Regions from separate parts of the Homo sapiens genome. Here region 2 is linked to region 1. A link is a loop called in an ENCODE intact Hi-C map of the cell type or tissue named here. Cell type or tissue: HCT116. All regions are shown on one strand. Region 1 overlaps LGALS3BP (galectin 3 binding protein). Region 2 overlaps DNAH17 (dynein axonemal heavy chain 17).

Region 1 (8,000 bases):
CAGGTGACTCAGGAGCTGCAGTCAGGCCGTGGGCTCATGGTCACATGTGTCACCTATCACACATTCAAGGGCTCACGAAACAGGAAGGCTGGGATGAAACCTCAGGCTCAGGAGGCCAGTGAAGGGAAAAATGCAAGAGCCTGGCTCTGCGGACGTGCTGGGCGGCAGATGAGACAGCCCCGGAAGTCCCTGCCTCCAGGTCCCCCAAATCATCCTTTCCTCCCTCCCTGTAGACAAGAAAATGCTGCCCTCCACCTGTGGACGCACCAGCTCAAGGAGCCCATCTGCATTTCTCCTTGTTCAGAATGCACAGCAGTGAGCCATGGGGCCCTGAGCAGGGCGCCCATCACCTAGTGCAAAGGTTCTGCTTCTAGTCCTGAAACCTGGGTTCTGTTTTTTTGTTTGTTTTTTGTTTTGTTTTGTTTTTTTTGAGACAGAGTCTTGCTCTGTCACCAGGCTGGAGTGCAGTGGCATGATTTCGGTTCACTGCAACCTCTACCTCCCGGGTTCAAGCAATTCTCCTGCCTCAGCCTCTTGAGTAGCTGGGATTACAGGTGCGTGTCATCACGCCAGCTAATTTTTGTATCGGGGTGGGGGGGTTTTCACCATGTTGGCCAGGATGGTCTCGATCTCTTGACCTCGTGATCCGTCCTCCTTGGCCTCCCAAAGTGCTGGGATTACAGGTGTGAGCCACCACACCAAGCCGACACAGGGGTTTTGCACCCAAGAGAGGAACGTTTCCACGATGAGACATCTCCACGTTCCTTCAAATTGGCAGTGAAGATGGGGATTCGCCTCTGGGACCACGGTGCCTGTGGGTGAACAGGTGAAGAAGGGAGGAGTGTTTCGGAGGCTGGGATGGTCGGTCCTGACTGTCCCGGGGGAACAGGGCTGCCGCTCAAAACTGCAAGCAGCACGGAAGAACTCCAGTGACTTCTCAAACTCCTGCATCTCCCAGCCCCACACAGGGCTATGGCCTCCCTTGCAGGCAGGACCCACGGGGCTCAGAGTTCCCTGGAAGGAAGACTCCAGTTACCTTCCCTGGCCGTGAGATGCCAGGGAGCACGGAGCGGGAGAGAAGAGAGCTGCTGTGGTCCTGGGACTGACTCGAGAAATGGAGGCTGTGATTCTGGTCTTTGCCATGTCTGCCACGCCTCTACCGTGACATCGCTTTTCCTTCTTCCTCCTGATCTCATTGTGGTTTGTCCCCAACACTGGTCTTGGCAGTGGTCCGTGGCGACGTGGCCCCTCGGTTGCTAAAATGTCAATAGGATCAAAATAGAGGTGGAGGAGATAGGCCGGGCAGAGTGGCTCATCCCTGCAATCCCAGAACTCTGGGAGGCTAAGGCGAGCAAATTGCTTGAGCCCAGGAGTTCGAGACCAGCCTGGGCAACATGGCAAAACCCCGACTCTACTAAAAATACAAAAAAAGAAAAAAAAATTAGCCAGGCCTGCTGGCGCACATCTATAGTCCCAAGTACTTTGTAGTCCCAGAGGCTGAGGCGGGAGAATCACTTGGGCCCAGGAAGCAGAGTGTGCAGTGAGCCAAGATCGTGCCACTGCACTCCAGCCTGGGCGACAGAGTAAGACACTGTCTCAAAACAAACAAAAAACATGTGGAGGAGGGGATGTCCTGCCAGGATGGTGGACCTGGGCTGGACGCAGGATCTGGAGGTGGGGGGGTTGGGGGAGCAGAGGCCTCCATCCAGTACAGGGAGCAGCTGCCTTCACAGGCAGGAGGTTTTGTGAGACTGCTTTTGTTCCTTGTGGCACCTGTGGGGAGAGGGTGGGTGGGGCGTCTGCTGCCATCTTGGCTGTTCAGCACCTGAACCTCCCTCCCATTAGGGGAGCCCCTGTGCCACCTCCTGTTCCAGAGGCCACACTGTTGTCCTCCCAGACCGTGGCACAGCGGCAGGTGCCAGCCTGAGCTCGGCCCAGCAGGTGCCTCCCTGGGGACTCTGTGCCTGCAACGGGCCATGGAGAAGCAGGGGCAGTTTTGAATTCCTGTTGGTGGTGAGCGACGTTCTGTGCCCAGAACCTGCTGTGGCATTGTCACGGATGTCCCCCCGGCATCCAATGGGTCCCCCAGCCTCCCCTGAGACTCTGTGGTTCCCAGGATCTTCCAGCGCACCTCTACCCGCCTCACTCAGCCCAGGGGAGGTGCCTTTTATTTGTAGTCAAGCACCTGTTGGTGGGTATTGACGTCGTTTCCAATTCTTCACTCTTACAAGGCTGAGATGAGAATCTCTGTCCCCTGTCCCTGTGGACCAGGATTTCCAGAGCGAAGGTTCCTAACTCCTGCTGTTCGTTCTCCCTCCTCCCAGCTTCCACAGTCTGCTGTCTGCTGCTCTCCATGACCCAGCCCGGTCACGTCTTCCAGAGACCCGATCGCCCCGCCGGAGGTGCAGCCCTGACCTTGCCACCTCAGCACCCTCTCCTTCCGGTCGGACGTGAGCAGGAGGTAGTGCTGGCAAAAGCACACCCACCCATAGGCCAGGCACGGTGGCTCACGCCTGTAATCCCAGCACTTTGGGAGGCTGAGGTGGGTGGATCCCCTGAGGTCAAGAGTTCAAGACCAGCCTGGCCCACATGGTGAAACCCTGTCTCTACAAAAATACAAAAGTTAGCCAGGTACGATGGCAGGTGCCTGTAGTCCCAGCTACTCAGGAGGCTGAGGCGGGAGAAGCACTTGAAACCGGGAGGTGGAGGTTGCAGTGAGCCAAGATCACACCACTGAGCTCCAGCCTGGGCGACAGAACAAGATTCTGTCTCAAAAGTAAATAAAATTTTAAGAGCACACCTACCCAGATAAGGGGTGAGGGCACCCGTCACAGCCAGACTTTCATGAGCACACACACGCCTGTGCACATGCAATCACACACCCACGTGCACGCATGCAGTGGCACGCACCCTCCTGCTCGTGTCCCACTGTGTCATTGCTCCGGGCTGGGAGGTGTGCTTCCTGTTCCCTGTCTTCCCCGTTAGCCTGTAGCTTCACAAGGACAGGGACTCTGCCTCATGACCTGTCCCCCAGAGCCTGGCACACCTGATGTCTAAACACGGTGTGGACCCAACAACACTTTCTGTACAAACAAATGTAGGAACCTCAATGTAATTTTAATGACCTCAGACCAGTGACAAGGGCAGACTGACCAGGGGCTGTGGGGGGATCCCAGAGCAACCTCGAGGGCGTCCTGGTGCTTACCACCTGGAAACTGGTGAGGTGGTGGGAGAACTCCTGGTGGACCCTAGTGGAAGCCTTCCAGTAATTTCTTGAAGCTGAGCGCTCAGGTGAGTAGGGCGACATCTGGTGGCCGGTTGTTGAAGGTCATTGCAGAGAGGAAGGAAGCCGAGGAGGGGAGCCTGCAGTGAGGGCGTCCTGGGGTTCTCCGGTTCTCACCACCCTTGGGCCACGCCGTCTAGTCCACACCTGAGGAGTTGGTCAGGTAGAAGGGGCGGATGACCGTGCGGAAGCCGTTGAAGTGCCCTGCCGGGCAGGGGAAGGAGGAGGTGCTCTTCGAGCTGTTGGTGTCCAGGGCACTGGGAATCGCAGCCTTCCAGCCCTCGAAATCGGTGACGTCTGCCACGAAGAGCCCTTCGCAGAGCATCAGGGCTTTGTTTTCGTAGGCAATGGTGCGATCTGAGCCGCCAGACTTGGTGAGGCCCAGGACAGGGAGCTCGTCCGAGGAGCAGGAGAAGCCGTAGTTCCAGCAGCTCTGGATGGTGGGGAGGTAGACCAGGGACCAGGACACCCTCTTGTCCTGGAAGAGGAAGCTGGGGTGTTGTGGAGTCTGGAAGGACTGGTAGGGGTAGTATCTGTAGTCAGAGGGGGCTTGGAAGTAATCAGAAGAATATTTGACCAAAGGCCCCCGTCTGGACTGATAGACCAGTTGTGACTTCCGTGCACTCCAGGAACTGTCTGTCACAAAGGCACTCCAGGTGGGCGAGGTGTAAATCCGGGGCTTGTAGGTATCCTCGGTGAGGTTCAGGCCTTTGTACCGGGCCAGCAACTGGAAGGGCACAGTGTGGAATTCCAGGGCCTGCAGAGTCTTCTTCTGGAACAGGGCCTCGTGGCTCCAGTACAGGGACAGGTTGAACTGCAGCTCAAAGAGCTCCTCAGGGAGCATCATGGGGAAGCGGATCTTCTCCACCAAGCCCTCCACCTCCTCATGGGAGGCACGCTCCCCCCAGCTCCAGGTGTCCACGGCCTTCAGTAGGGCCAGCTCGCTGGGCACCGCCAGGTCGCTCCTGGGCAGCAGCAGTTGGAGCAGGTCTGTGGGGACACTGGGCCAGGCCTCGGCCTGCGTCAAGGCCTCGAAGTTCCAGGCCAGGAACTGTAGGCAGAGCTTCTCCAGCAGGGCGTCCCCTGTGGCCACTGCATAGGCATACAGGTCCAGGGGCATCTGGAACGAGGGGTCCTGGGGGAGGAGGATGGCAAAGAGGCTTGCGCAGTAGCCCTGCAGCTGCCTGGCCCCATAGGCAGAGGCCAGCTTGTGGAAGCACTTGACTGACGACAGGGTGATGTCAATCCTTCGGGAGTAGAAGTACCTGGGGAGAAAGAAGGAGAGCAGATGCCGGCCCCACAGGACAGCAGGGGAGCCCTGGGCCCAACTGTCCAACACAGCCACCTGAGTGCACACAGTGTGGGAGTGAGCATGCGTGTGTGTGCAACTGCGTGAGTGCATGTGTGACTGCGTGTGTACATGTGCATGCATGAGTATGTGCAGGTGTGTGTGTGGGGGGCTGTGCTTTTGAAGAGGGGAGGAGGACAAAGCCCCTGGCGGCCCCAGAGCCTGAGGACGAGACGGCTCACCTGAGAAGGTCCCTGACCATGGGCACACACTCAGCATCCACACTCATGGTGACATTGCTGCCCGGCTCCTTCCACAGGGCCTGGGCCTCCAGGTTGGCAGTCAGGATGACCGTGTGGCCACAGAAGCCCAGGGCGTCCTCGCCCTGCACATTCACGCTGATGGACAGGTCGCAGCCCCGCTGGCTGTCAAAGATCTGGCCAAGGGCCTCCGAGAGCTCCCTGGAGAGGTCCAGGGTGTGGGTGCTCCTGGTTTCTAAGAAGGGGCGGGAGGGAAGTGGGCTGCGTTAGGAGCCGGGGCACTGCCACTCTCTGGGGTCAGTGTCTTCATCTGAAAGTGAGGGATTTGTGGCTGCCTCATTCACTCTGGAAGGCTCCTGGGAAGACGAGGGACAAGAGAGACCGGAAGTGTCGGATTCCTGGACCCTGAGGCCCCGCCCCTTCCAGCCCTGGGGAACAAGAGCAGCTAGGACCTGGCCAAGCCTGTCCAGGCCCCCGCTTTAGGCCCTCTGCTCTGTGCTGCTCCCCCGACTCAGGCAGCAGCTCCGCATGGAGACTTGGTGGTACTGACTCCGGAGCCCCCACTCCCCAGCCTTGGTCACCAATCACCACTAACACCAAAACCACTGCCTGCTTAGATGGCCTGAAAAGTTAGGGTCCTGTGGCAACCCCATTTTAGAACTCCGGGGGTCCTCGAGCAGCTTCCTGTCGGGGAGAAGGCCTGCAGAAGTCATGGGAGGCTCCCGGCTCGGGGGTCAGTGTGGTGCACCCTCTCCCCTTCTTTGAGCCCCTCTCAAAGCCTAACTCAAAATGAAATCCCATAGGTTTTTCTTCGCCACAAATATAGTAGTTTTGAAGTAACTGTGACCTTTCAACCAGGTGGGCTTGCCCTGGGCCTCCTAAAACCTGAGCCACCGCAGGACCCCCAGCTCCCTCCCACCTGCACGCCTTACCACAGCTCTCCTGCCCCAGGAGCTTTGGCCGTGCGCCCATGGCCCCGTGTGCTCCCCGCCGCCTCCCCTGGCCCCCGACAGCCCCATGGCGTCTCCTGGGCTTCCCCCACTGTGAGTCCAGGCTCAGCTCCAGCCACTTGTCCATCCCATGTGGGCACAGGGGCTCCCTGGGATTCGACCCGTCCTGCCTTAGGGGCCTCCAACTCCTGGCAAAGGGCAGTGGGCAGGAAATGCCCAGGTTGTCACGTGCAAGCCCAGGAAGAGCCACCTCGGCATGAAAGAAAAACAAGAAACTCAGATCCAGAGGCTCCAACCTGCAGAGCAGCCTGGGTTCCCTCCAAACTGGGCCAGGTTGGGGGAAGCAGGCTGAGGCTGCGAGTAGCCGGGACTCCCTCCGCCAGGACGGGCTTGAGCCTGTCGCGTGCTGTGAAGTGTATTTCTGAGCGGACGCTGGCATTTCAGGTCAGGCTGGAGCCAGGTGTCATGCTCACTGAAACTGTGGCTCACTGCCCCACACTCGGGTTCTGCATGGAGACTTGGTGGTTCTGGGTGTTTCTCCAGAAGGGGCTGGGGAGGAGTCTGGGACTGTGGGACTGGGAGCTGGTGGGCTCTTGGGACGTCTGGGCCTCTCCATGCGGAGTGGGCAGGCGGTAGTGGAAGGAACCTTTGTGTGCTTCATGTGCGTGGGGGGGTGGTGCTGGGAGGGGCAGGGGCCACGGGACCCCAGGGCACACTGGGGCCTCCGCAGGGAGGTGCGCCCCCGCTCACCATTGGTGCAGACCACACCAGCGTCTCTCTCGTGCCTGCAGTTGCTCTTCAGCCAGCCCAGGGACTTGCAGTCGGCCAGTGAGGCCTCGGTTCCCGTGCACTGGACCTCATCCAGCATGATGGGGCCTGATCCTGTGGACACAGCAGATGGCAGGGCTGGGGGCGTGACGACTGCACCCAGGAGTCCCACAGCGCGACTCAGCCCTTTGTTCTCCGCCCCGGCCGTGTGGGTCCATCTGCTTACAGGTCCTTCACCAGCGAACCACGGAGGATATTCCAGCATGGGCTGGATTTGTGATTGCAATGTCAGGCCATAAACTTAGCCTTCATGCTTATAAAGCTTACCGGCTGCTTCAGCGACATCACATTCATGTATAGTAATTGTGTGACTATCCCTGCAACATCAGTTTCACATACTGTAATTGTGTGACTATCCCTGCAACATCAGGTTCACATACTGTAATTGTGTGACTATCCCTGCAACATCAGGTTCACATATTGTAATTGTGTGACTATCCCTGCAACATCAGGTTCACATACTGTAATTGTGTGACTATCCCTGCTGCTAAATAGTTTATGGATTGTTTCTTTTTTTTCCAGAATCGCAACTGCTGTGTCAGTGGAAATCTTCCTGCAGACTTTTCTTTTGAGGAGAAATTGTTTCAATGGGATAAACTCCCTGGAGTGGAGTTTCTGGGCCGGAGGGAACGAGCCCAGCCGAGCTCTTGAACCTGCCCAAGCACCCGCCACCATCACTGGCCAAGTGTGGGTGGAGCAGTCCCATCAGAACTTGATCCGCAGGCCTTCAGCACCATTGAAAATGTTTGCTCATAGGCCGGGTGTGGTAATCCCAGCACTTTGGGAGGCTGAGGCGGGCGGATCACTTGACACCGGAAGTTTAAAAACCAGCCTGGCCAACATGGTGAAACTCTGTCTCTACTAAAAAATACAAAAATCAGCCGGGCATGGTGGCAGGTACCTGTAATCCCAGCTACTCAGAAGGCTGAGACAGGAGAATCACTTGAACTCAGGAGGCGGAGGTTGCAGTGAGCCGAGATTGTGCCACTGCACTCCAGCCTGGGCAACAGAGCGAGACTCCATCTCAAAAAAAAAAAAAAAAAAAAAAAAAAAAAAAAGTGTTTGCTCTTGCTAAATTAATAGGAATCCAATTTGCATGTCTTTGAAACCTGACTGTTTCGTCTTAGGGGATTTGCCCCTCCTGGGAGCTGGCTGTGCTGTGGGTCTCAGCCTCAGTGGAAGGGGACAGCAGGCCCTACCTTGCCCGAAGGCAGCTCTGCCCAGAGCCTGGGTGGCGTTCTCGAAGCCCAGGGCCCGGCAGACGACGCTGGCATCAGTCAGGTCCCACAGGTTGTCACACACAGTGCCCCACTGGCCTCTGTAGAAGATCTCCACGCGGCCCTGGTTGGTGGCGCCCCCATCGGCCAGCCGCATGTCACCATCGTTCACGC
Region 2 (8,000 bases), 470 kb before region 1:
TCTTCTCGCTGGGAGGCTGGGGGGCTTCCTGCCCCGTGGGGGAGATGATAAAGGCGCCCTTGCCCTCCGATGCACGTGCGTCTGCAAGTTCTGCTGTCAATGCCGAGAGTTGACATAGCTCCACCGCGACCTCATGCAGGGGGTCGGTTTGCCTGAAGCCCCCCCAGCCTCAGTTGAGAGAGTGACCTCCCCCAGCACTGACAGGGTGGGGCTGGCCAGGGCCACGGAGGCAGCTGTGGCTCAGAGGTCTCTTTGTAGCATCGGGAAACGTGCGTGTGTGACACGGGTCTCCACCCGTCCAACATCAGTGGGAAGGAAGCCCCAGCCAGGCAGGCTTCTCCGGACAGACCTGAGACCCAGGAGTCCCGACCTTTTCAAAATTCAGGTCCCGTTTCCGAGGCACGTCCAGAGCCGGGAAGAGGTCCCCGATCAGTCCCATGAATACGGGCAGGTCGTCTGTCACAATCTTGGGGATGTTGAAGTCTCTCAGCGCCCGCATGAGCACCTGGTCCTCTGCCCGGCTGGGGTCGCCCCTCTTCAGGGAGCCGGCCACCACCAGCACAGACTTGATGGCTCTCAGGCCCCAGTCGTAATGATCCTGCGGGCAGTGGGCACAGGTGGGCAGACGTGAGCTCACCTTCCTGTGGCCAGCAGGCAGGTCTGGAAGCCAACCCTGGCTGCTGCCCGCATCTCAAACTCCCACCCACACCCGCCGTGAGCTCCAGGACACACACACCTGCTTCGAGAGCAGCTCCTTGCACAAGGTGTACAGGGTGATGAACTTCCTGGCCAGAAGGCGGGCTTCCAGAAAGCCCTCGGCCATGAGCATGATCTCACATATCAGTTCGAAGTCGGGGACGACCATGGCACAGGGCCTGGGGAGGTCAGCGGTGCCTGTGGGCTTCTGCCCACTCCCTCCCCAACCTACACCCCTGCCTGTCCCTCTTCACCTAGGAGAGCACACCTCGACTGCCAGGTAGACCACAGCAGAGTGTTGAACCTTCGGTCCTGGAGCCGGGCTCCCAGCCCGCCTGCTCCCTACTTCCCTCCTCCTCCCACATCATCCACTGGGTGCACCTTCAGGGCCCCTCCTCTGAGAGCCACCCCAACCCCCCAACCCTGCTTTCCATCACTGTGTCCCAGGTGCGGTCCTCCCACCCAGGGGAAGACAGAGTGCTTTCTAAGGAGGCCCTCGCCTGCCTCATCCTGGGAGTGTTTTTTTTTTTTTTTTTGAGACAGAGTTTTGTTCTTGTTGCCCAGGCTGGAGTGCAATGGTGCCATCCCGGCTCACTGCAACCTCCGCCTCCCAGGTTCAAGCGATTCTCCTGCCTCAGCCTCCTGAGTAGCTGTGATTACAGGCATGCACCACCACACCGAGCTAATTTTTGTATTTTTAGTAGGGACGGGGTTTCACCATCTTGACCGGGCTGGTCTTGAACTCCTGACCTCAGGTGATCCACCCTCCTCAGCCGCCCAAAGTGCTGACATTACAGAAGTGAGTTACTGTGCCCGGCCATCTTGGGAGCTTTTGATGACTTCTTCCCTCCCCAGCTTGCCCTCTGCCCCTCCCCTCTGCCCACTCCTTGGCACTGGGACGTTGCTGTGGCCGGCCTGGCTCACTGCAGCCACTCACTTTCACCTGGGCCACGTACCTGAATAAGGCTTTTAGGTTCTCAGGCAGCTCCGCGCGTCCGGCGTACCCAGGGTTCATGGTGATGAAGATACCGACGGTGGGAATGAGGCCTATGATCTCTCCCAGGAAATTGAATGCTTTTTTCTTGGCCCGAATTGCATCCTGGACACATTTTACCTGCACGGTTGGTGACACAGACATGTTAGCATGGAAATGGCCAGCTTCCACACACCAGAGAGGCCTTCACATATGTTAAAGCATGAGGCTGCGAATTTGCGCCTGCAAATTCAAACCTCCTAGTTTATTTTTTAAATTAAGCCTTTTATTTTTGAGAAAGTTGTAGATTTGCATGCCATGTAGGAAATAATACAGAGGGCCAGGCACAGTGGCTCACACCTGTAATCCCAGCACTTTGGGAGGCTGAGGCTGGAGGATGATTTGAGCCCAGCCTAGGCAACATAGCAAGACCCTGTCTCAATAAAAAATACAAAAGACAGTGATTGGGGGGAAGAAAAAAAAATACAAAGGCAATTCTGTGTACTCTCTGCCCCATGTAGCCTGATGGGAACATCTTGCCTAATAACAGTACCAGTCACAGCGGGGGTGGTGGGCGGGGGGAGGGTGGGCGCGACACTGAGGCCAGCATTGCTGTCACCATGGGGTGACAGCCCTCTTATAGCCACACCCCTTCCCTCTTGCCCCCTTCCCTCCGTTTGACCCCTGGCAACCATGTCCTTTTTTTCTGTGATTTGGTCATTTCATGGATGTTATATAAGTGGAATTGTATCATACACGATCTTCCCAGATGGACTTTTTTTTTTTTTTTTTTTTTTTAAGACTGAGTGTCACTCTGTTGCCCAGGCTGGAGTGCAGTGGTGTGGTCTCGGCTCACTACAACCTCCACCTCCTGGGTTCGCCCCATTCTCCTGCCTCAGCCTCCCGAGTAGCTGGGACTACAGGCGCCCGCCACCACGCCCGGCTAATTTTTTGTATTTTTTAGTAGAGACAGGGTTTCACCATGCTAGCAAGGATGGTCTCGATCTCCTGACCTCGTGATCCGCCCGCCTCGGCCTCCCAAAGTACTGGGATTACAGGCGTGAGCCACCACGCCCGGCCCCCAGATGGACTTTTATCACTCAGCAGAATTCTCTGGAGATGCACCCAGGCTGTTGCAGGAACCAGTAAGTATTTCAACACCTTGTCCCTGCTGAGTTGGGTTCCACTCCCAGCCCTTTTCTGTCCTGTTACTACTCTGGCAATGACCTGTCAGAGGACTGGTTAGCGGCCACCTCCGTATCAGACAGTCTTGAAGGCCAACTGTCAGCTACGAGGTTAAACCTAGAGCATCAGGGGCCGTTGCCTGCTTGAGGTCTCCTCTGGAAACCTGCAGAAGACAGCTGTGTCTCTCCAAGTCACCACTTGAGGGGGCCCAATACTCGCGGTAAAGCTGCTCCCAGCACCTGCCTTTCCCTGTCTTCCCCAGGACAGCCAAGTCCTGGTGCCCTGGTGATCCCAGACACCCCCATGCCCAGTCTGCTGAGCGTGCAGCTTGTCCCCTGGCAGGACTGGGGCCTTTCGGAACAGCACCGCTTCCAGCTAGGCCAAGCCTCTCCTGTGGTCTCCATTGGAGCCCGTGAACATTCAGTGCCCAGAGTAGGGGCTATATAAATATTCTGGGGTTTGTTCATGGACGTCGGAGGTGCTCAGCAGCTCTGCTCCTGTGCTGGGGGCAAGGGAGAGGGTCCCCACGGTAACAGCCAGCACTGCCCATGGTTTGGGGTCCCCATTCTCTTGGTCATGGGGCCTCCAGCCCTGGGGCTGGGGAATGACTGAGGCAGAGGGAGCATAAGGAGAGGAGGAAGCAGCCACCCCAGGCACCTCTAATCCTGCTGGCAGACCTGTGTCACCAACACCGCCTTACAGGTTAGAAGGTGGAGGCAGAGGGAGTCCACATCACTGCCAAGCCGAGAGTCAGGGGTTAAGTTGGTGTATAAAGCAGGCTCTCAGCCGGGCACAACGGCTCACGCCTGTAATCCCAGCAGTTTGGGAGGCCGAGGTGGGTGGATCACCTGAGGTCAGGAGTTCAAGACCAACCTGACCAACACGGAGAAACCCCATCTCTACTAAAAATACAAAATTAGCCGGGCGTGGTGGTGCACGCCTGCAATCCCAGCTACTCGGGAGGCTGAGGCAGGAGAATTGCTTAAACCCGGGAGGCGGAGGTTCAGTGAACCGAGACTGTGCCATTGCACTCCAGCCTGGGCAACAAGAGTAAAACTCCGTCTCAAAAAAACAAAACATAAATAAATAAATAAATAAATAAATAAATAAATAAATAAAGCAGGCTCTCCACCCAGGTTGTGGGGCTTAAGCAGCCCAGGAGGCATTTGCACGTCCACACCCCACATGCTCCTGGTCTATCCTGTGGTGGGAGGACCTTGACACCGCCAACGCCCTGACTTGCATTTCCTTTTGGAAGAGCACAATTGTCCCAGGCCGCTAGGTCGGCCTCCACTTACCTTAGACAGCCCAGTGCTTCTCAACCCCCAGCATGCGTCAGGATCACCTGAGGCATTTGTTTAAAATGCAGAAATGCTCCTCCTAACAAGTGGGGCCCACGCTGGAGATTTTAACAAGCATCAGTGGGGGTGGGGCGCTGGCCCAGGCTGCTCCCCAATCCGAAGTCCCTGCACCCAGGTCGCCCCAGCCACTCCGCTGCACGCTCTGTGCCCCGGCATGGTTGTTCCCAAAACACACGGGCGCATTTCCTCCCTCCTCCTCTTCCTCCCTCTCCCCCTCCTTTCTTTCTTTCCTGCCATTCCCTTTCAGCACCTCCTATGCCCAGCTCCGCTGATACCAATAACAAAGCACTTTGTCTTTCTTTCCTAAGCAAAATTAATTATTCTCCCACCTGTATTTTGTTACACGTTTGCTACCATACATGTAACCTGTAATCTGATTCTGTTTTCAATGTGTTTGCCTAACCAGGCTTTGGGACCCTGGAGGGCAAGAGCTCAATGGCACCACACCACCCTTCGGTGCTTGGAACGTTGCAGAGAGGCAAGGAGGGTCTATCTGGCGTGTGAGGTCACAGGAAAGCTGACGAGCCAGTCACCCGACGTGACCCCGAGGCCGCAGGCAGGGGACTTTACCTGCACGGCAATCACAGACAAGACTTCCACTGAGATGCGATTAAACTCGTCAAAGCAGCCCCAGGCTCCCGTCTGGGCCAGGCCCTTGTAGATATTTCCACAGGACTGGAAAGGGCGAGATGGAGAAAGGAAGAGCTGGGAGGGTGACAGGGAGGGCGGGCGCTGCAGGGGCCTCCCCCTGCCTCTTCGGCTGTGTTTTCTCTTCCCAAAGCTTGCTCAGGCCCCGGTGCATTGGAGCCTTCCGCAGGCCAGCAGGCAGGTCAGCTTACTGCCCAGGGTAACACCGTGGAGGGCTGGACACGAGGAAGAGCCATCCTTTCACCCTTGCCTCCCAGACCCCAGGATGGGGACTTCCTGGAGTCCCTAATAAGGGGCTCAGACAAGCACATTTAAGTTCTAAACCTTGCATGTTTTCTCAGCCCTTTTCTTTCTTGCGTGGAGAGGAGAGGGAGTCCTCTAAGGCGGGATGGGGGCACGTCTAGCAGGCCGGAGGCTTTCCCTCAAGACATCTGTGTCTCTCTAGGCCCCACCTGGGCCAATCAGAAGGACTCGTCCCATCTACACCTGGGATTCCAGGTGGATGTTAAGTCCCTTCCAGGGAGATCCAACTTCAGATTTCACTTTTCTAAAATCCAGGAGGCGGATGTGGACTGCGTGGCCCTGACAGTGAACATGGGCTGCTGGTCCCATCCTCAGCCTCAGGAGGGGGCCCCCAGATTGTGGGGCTCAGATCCAAGCTGGGGAGGGGAGACCCTCTGCAGGCCTAGGGTCCAAAACTCAGGGTTCCATCCCCCTTGCCTTCCCGTCTTGCAAGAGGCTGCTGCAGCCTGGAGCTCCGAGGTATCCCCTTCCCCTCCCTGGCCTCCTGTGAGCCGACGATGTCCTGTGCAGGCTCTAATGACTGATGGGACCGGGCCAATCCCCTGCTCCCCTCCCAAACCCACCTGGACACTGCTTGTACCCCACCCCATGCTGAACCATGAGGGAGGTGCTCACCCCTGTGCGGAGTCCCCAGTTCGGGGCAATCTTAACAACTGAAATTGAGAGAGGGTCACCTCCAGGGCAGGGGCTGGGGCAGGACATTTGGGGCTGCGTCTGTCCACCCTGGAAGTCTTTCCAGAGGGACCACCTGAGGGGGATGCTACCAGCAAGTGGGGGCCCTGGCACCTCCTCTCCAGTGCCATTCACAGGTATCCAGAGATCTGGAGTTTACTGTGGGGCCTCGGAGGACAGGGTGCTAGGATCTGCTTCTATAAAAGAAGACTCTGGGTCCCTCCTCCGGACCCCGGCCGCGTACCTTGTAGTCCATCTGCTCGGAGCAGTTGAAGACGTAGACCATGGTGCCCAGGGCTCTGCCCAGGTCCTTGGTCGTCTCAGTCTTGCCGGTCCCAGCGGGGCCGGCAGGGGCTCCACCCATGATGAGATGGAGGGACTGGGTCAGGGTGATATAGCACCTGCAAGTGACCACAGGTAAGCGTGTGTGCCAGCGACCCCATGGCCTCCCTGCTTTTATTTTTTTGAGACAGAGTCTCACTCTGTCACCCAGGCTGGAGTGCAGTGGTACAATCTTGGCTCACTGCAACCTCTGCCTCCTGGGTTCAAATGATTCTCATGCCTCAGCCTCCCAAGTAGCTGGGACTATAGGCGCCCGCCACCATGCCCGGCTAATTTTTGTATTTTCAGTAGAGATGAGGTTTTGCTATGTTGGCCAGGCTGGTCTCGAACTCCTGACGTCAGGTGATCCACCCACCTCGGCCTCCCAAAGTGCTGGGATTACAGGCATGAGCCCCAGGAGACACATGGGAGAGGGCAGAAAACCTTCAGGTGTGAAGGAGGAACCACAACCGTGGAGCAGAGGCAGCCCAGGTGCCTTTCCCACCTGTGGCATTCAGGGAGGTGGGCACTGCTACGACAACCAGAGTCTGCTCATGAGGGTCCATAAAACATGACCCCAACTCAGCAGGCCCACAGAGGGGTGCAGGAACTCTCCCAAGGCCACACAGCCGGTGCTAGAACAAGGACACAGTGGTAGAACTGAATGTGAACACAGGTCCACCTGACGCAAATGCCCAGTCCTTCCAGCCTCCACAGCTGACCTCCAAGTCGGACAGTTCCAAGAATCATGCGGAAGGGACCCACCAAGAGCACATGTGAGTTACTCAGGGACGGGCCTCACCTGTCAGTGAGTGGGGTGATGACCAGCCGCGGCGTGTTGCCCAGATACTCATAGGAATACTGGATTTGGGCATCGCAGATGTTGGCAAAGCAGTGTCGCTTCTCTTCGTCCCAGCGATGCCGGAGCTGGGCCTGCCAGGTGAAGGCCTGAGAACTCTCCACCTGCAGGATGAGCCGGAGCTCTTGTTGCCAGGTGGAATACAAGAGCTAGGGCTGCCTAAGGAAGGCCAGCATGCCTCCAAGGCCGGTCCCCTGCTGCCCAGGGAACCCTCCCTGGCCCTCTTTCCCCCTCCAGCACCCACATCCAACTGTATGGCCACCCTCAGTGGAATCTCGCTACAGAATGGCACTTCCAATGGGCGGGCACCGCTCATCTGACTGCTGTGTGTTGCTCACCAGGGGTGAGTCCGGGCAAGGAGGTTAGGAGGCAGCTGCAGCCAGCAACAGAGTCAGTGCCCCAGGAAGAGGAAGTGGCAGGGTCTGAAGTCCCTGAATGCACTGCCCTGAACCCGGTGTCCCCTTGCCCTTCCCCTGGCCCCTGGGACAGGGGCGCTCATGCCTTGGCCACGATCATTTTGGCCACCACGTCCCGTGCGTGCACATCGATGGTGCAGATGGTCATGATCTTCATCCTGTCGCCAGCGTTGAGGTTCCCCATGAGCAGCGTGATGAGTACGTTCAGCTGGCTAATCTGCGGGGGAGAGTGCCTTCGATGAGACACCACGGGTGCCCACATGCACTGGGGGGTCTTGTGGCTGGGTGCCCACAGCTGCATAGGGAACACCACCATGCTTTTGTTTACAGTAATGAAAAACAAGAGCGCCCTCGGTAGGCCCCAGCCAGGCACTGGTTTCACCAGGGTGCGGCCCTGATGGGACACCTGGCAGTGGCTAGCATGGACGTAGTAGAAGGAAATTCAAGGCCACGAGAGAGGGTGGATGAGAAGCAAAAACAGCTGACTTTAACGCCATCCAGAGTCTGTATATTTTTACATATAAATCAATTATACACACACAGAGTAACAGGTTGCATAAGGGCCC

The links. Hi-C counts contacts between places; a loop is a spot of excess contacts. Peaks named below come from ENCODE experiments on the same cell type or tissue, not always from the same donor. Only the 100,000 strongest peaks of a DNase experiment are listed, where the experiment ranks them.
Region 2: a loop joins it to region 1, with 11 times the contacts of the local background. A loop is called at or near these places in 21 of 110 quality-filtered maps.

What each region holds. Positions count from the first base shown.
Region 1 is chr17:78,968,157-78,976,156 of GRCh38, forward strand. It overlaps LGALS3BP (galectin 3 binding protein), which reads right to left. Exons shown (of 6, transcript NM_005567.4): 3 at 7,809-8,000; 4 at 6,532-6,663; 5 at 4,814-5,066; 6 at 3,099-4,548. The coding sequence ends at 3,420. Among named protein-coding and RNA genes, the nearest start is that of LGALS3BP, 7.8 kb to the right of the region's middle. RefSeq lists an enhancer at 6,931-7,225. In HCT116, CTCF peaks have their summits at 3,310 (motif pointing left) and 7,934; DNase peaks (open chromatin) are centred at 3,285 and 6,995; H3K27ac peaks cover 2,445 bases.
Region 2 is chr17:78,494,223-78,502,222 of GRCh38, forward strand. It overlaps DNAH17 (dynein axonemal heavy chain 17), which reads right to left. Exons shown (of 81, transcript NM_173628.4): 34 at 7,520-7,651; 35 at 6,962-7,122; 36 at 6,083-6,239; 37 at 4,786-4,890; 38 at 1,653-1,810; 39 at 737-875; 40 at 371-598. It overlaps DNAH17-AS1 (DNAH17 antisense RNA 1), which reads left to right. Exons shown (of 6, transcript NR_102401.1): 5 at 2,634-2,814; 6 at 4,622-8,000. Among named protein-coding and RNA genes, the nearest start is that of DNAH17-AS1, 13 kb to the left of the region's middle. RefSeq lists enhancers at 1-27, 3,168-3,716, 3,717-4,265. In HCT116, a CTCF peak has its summit at 3,048; a DNase peak (open chromatin) is centred at 3,049.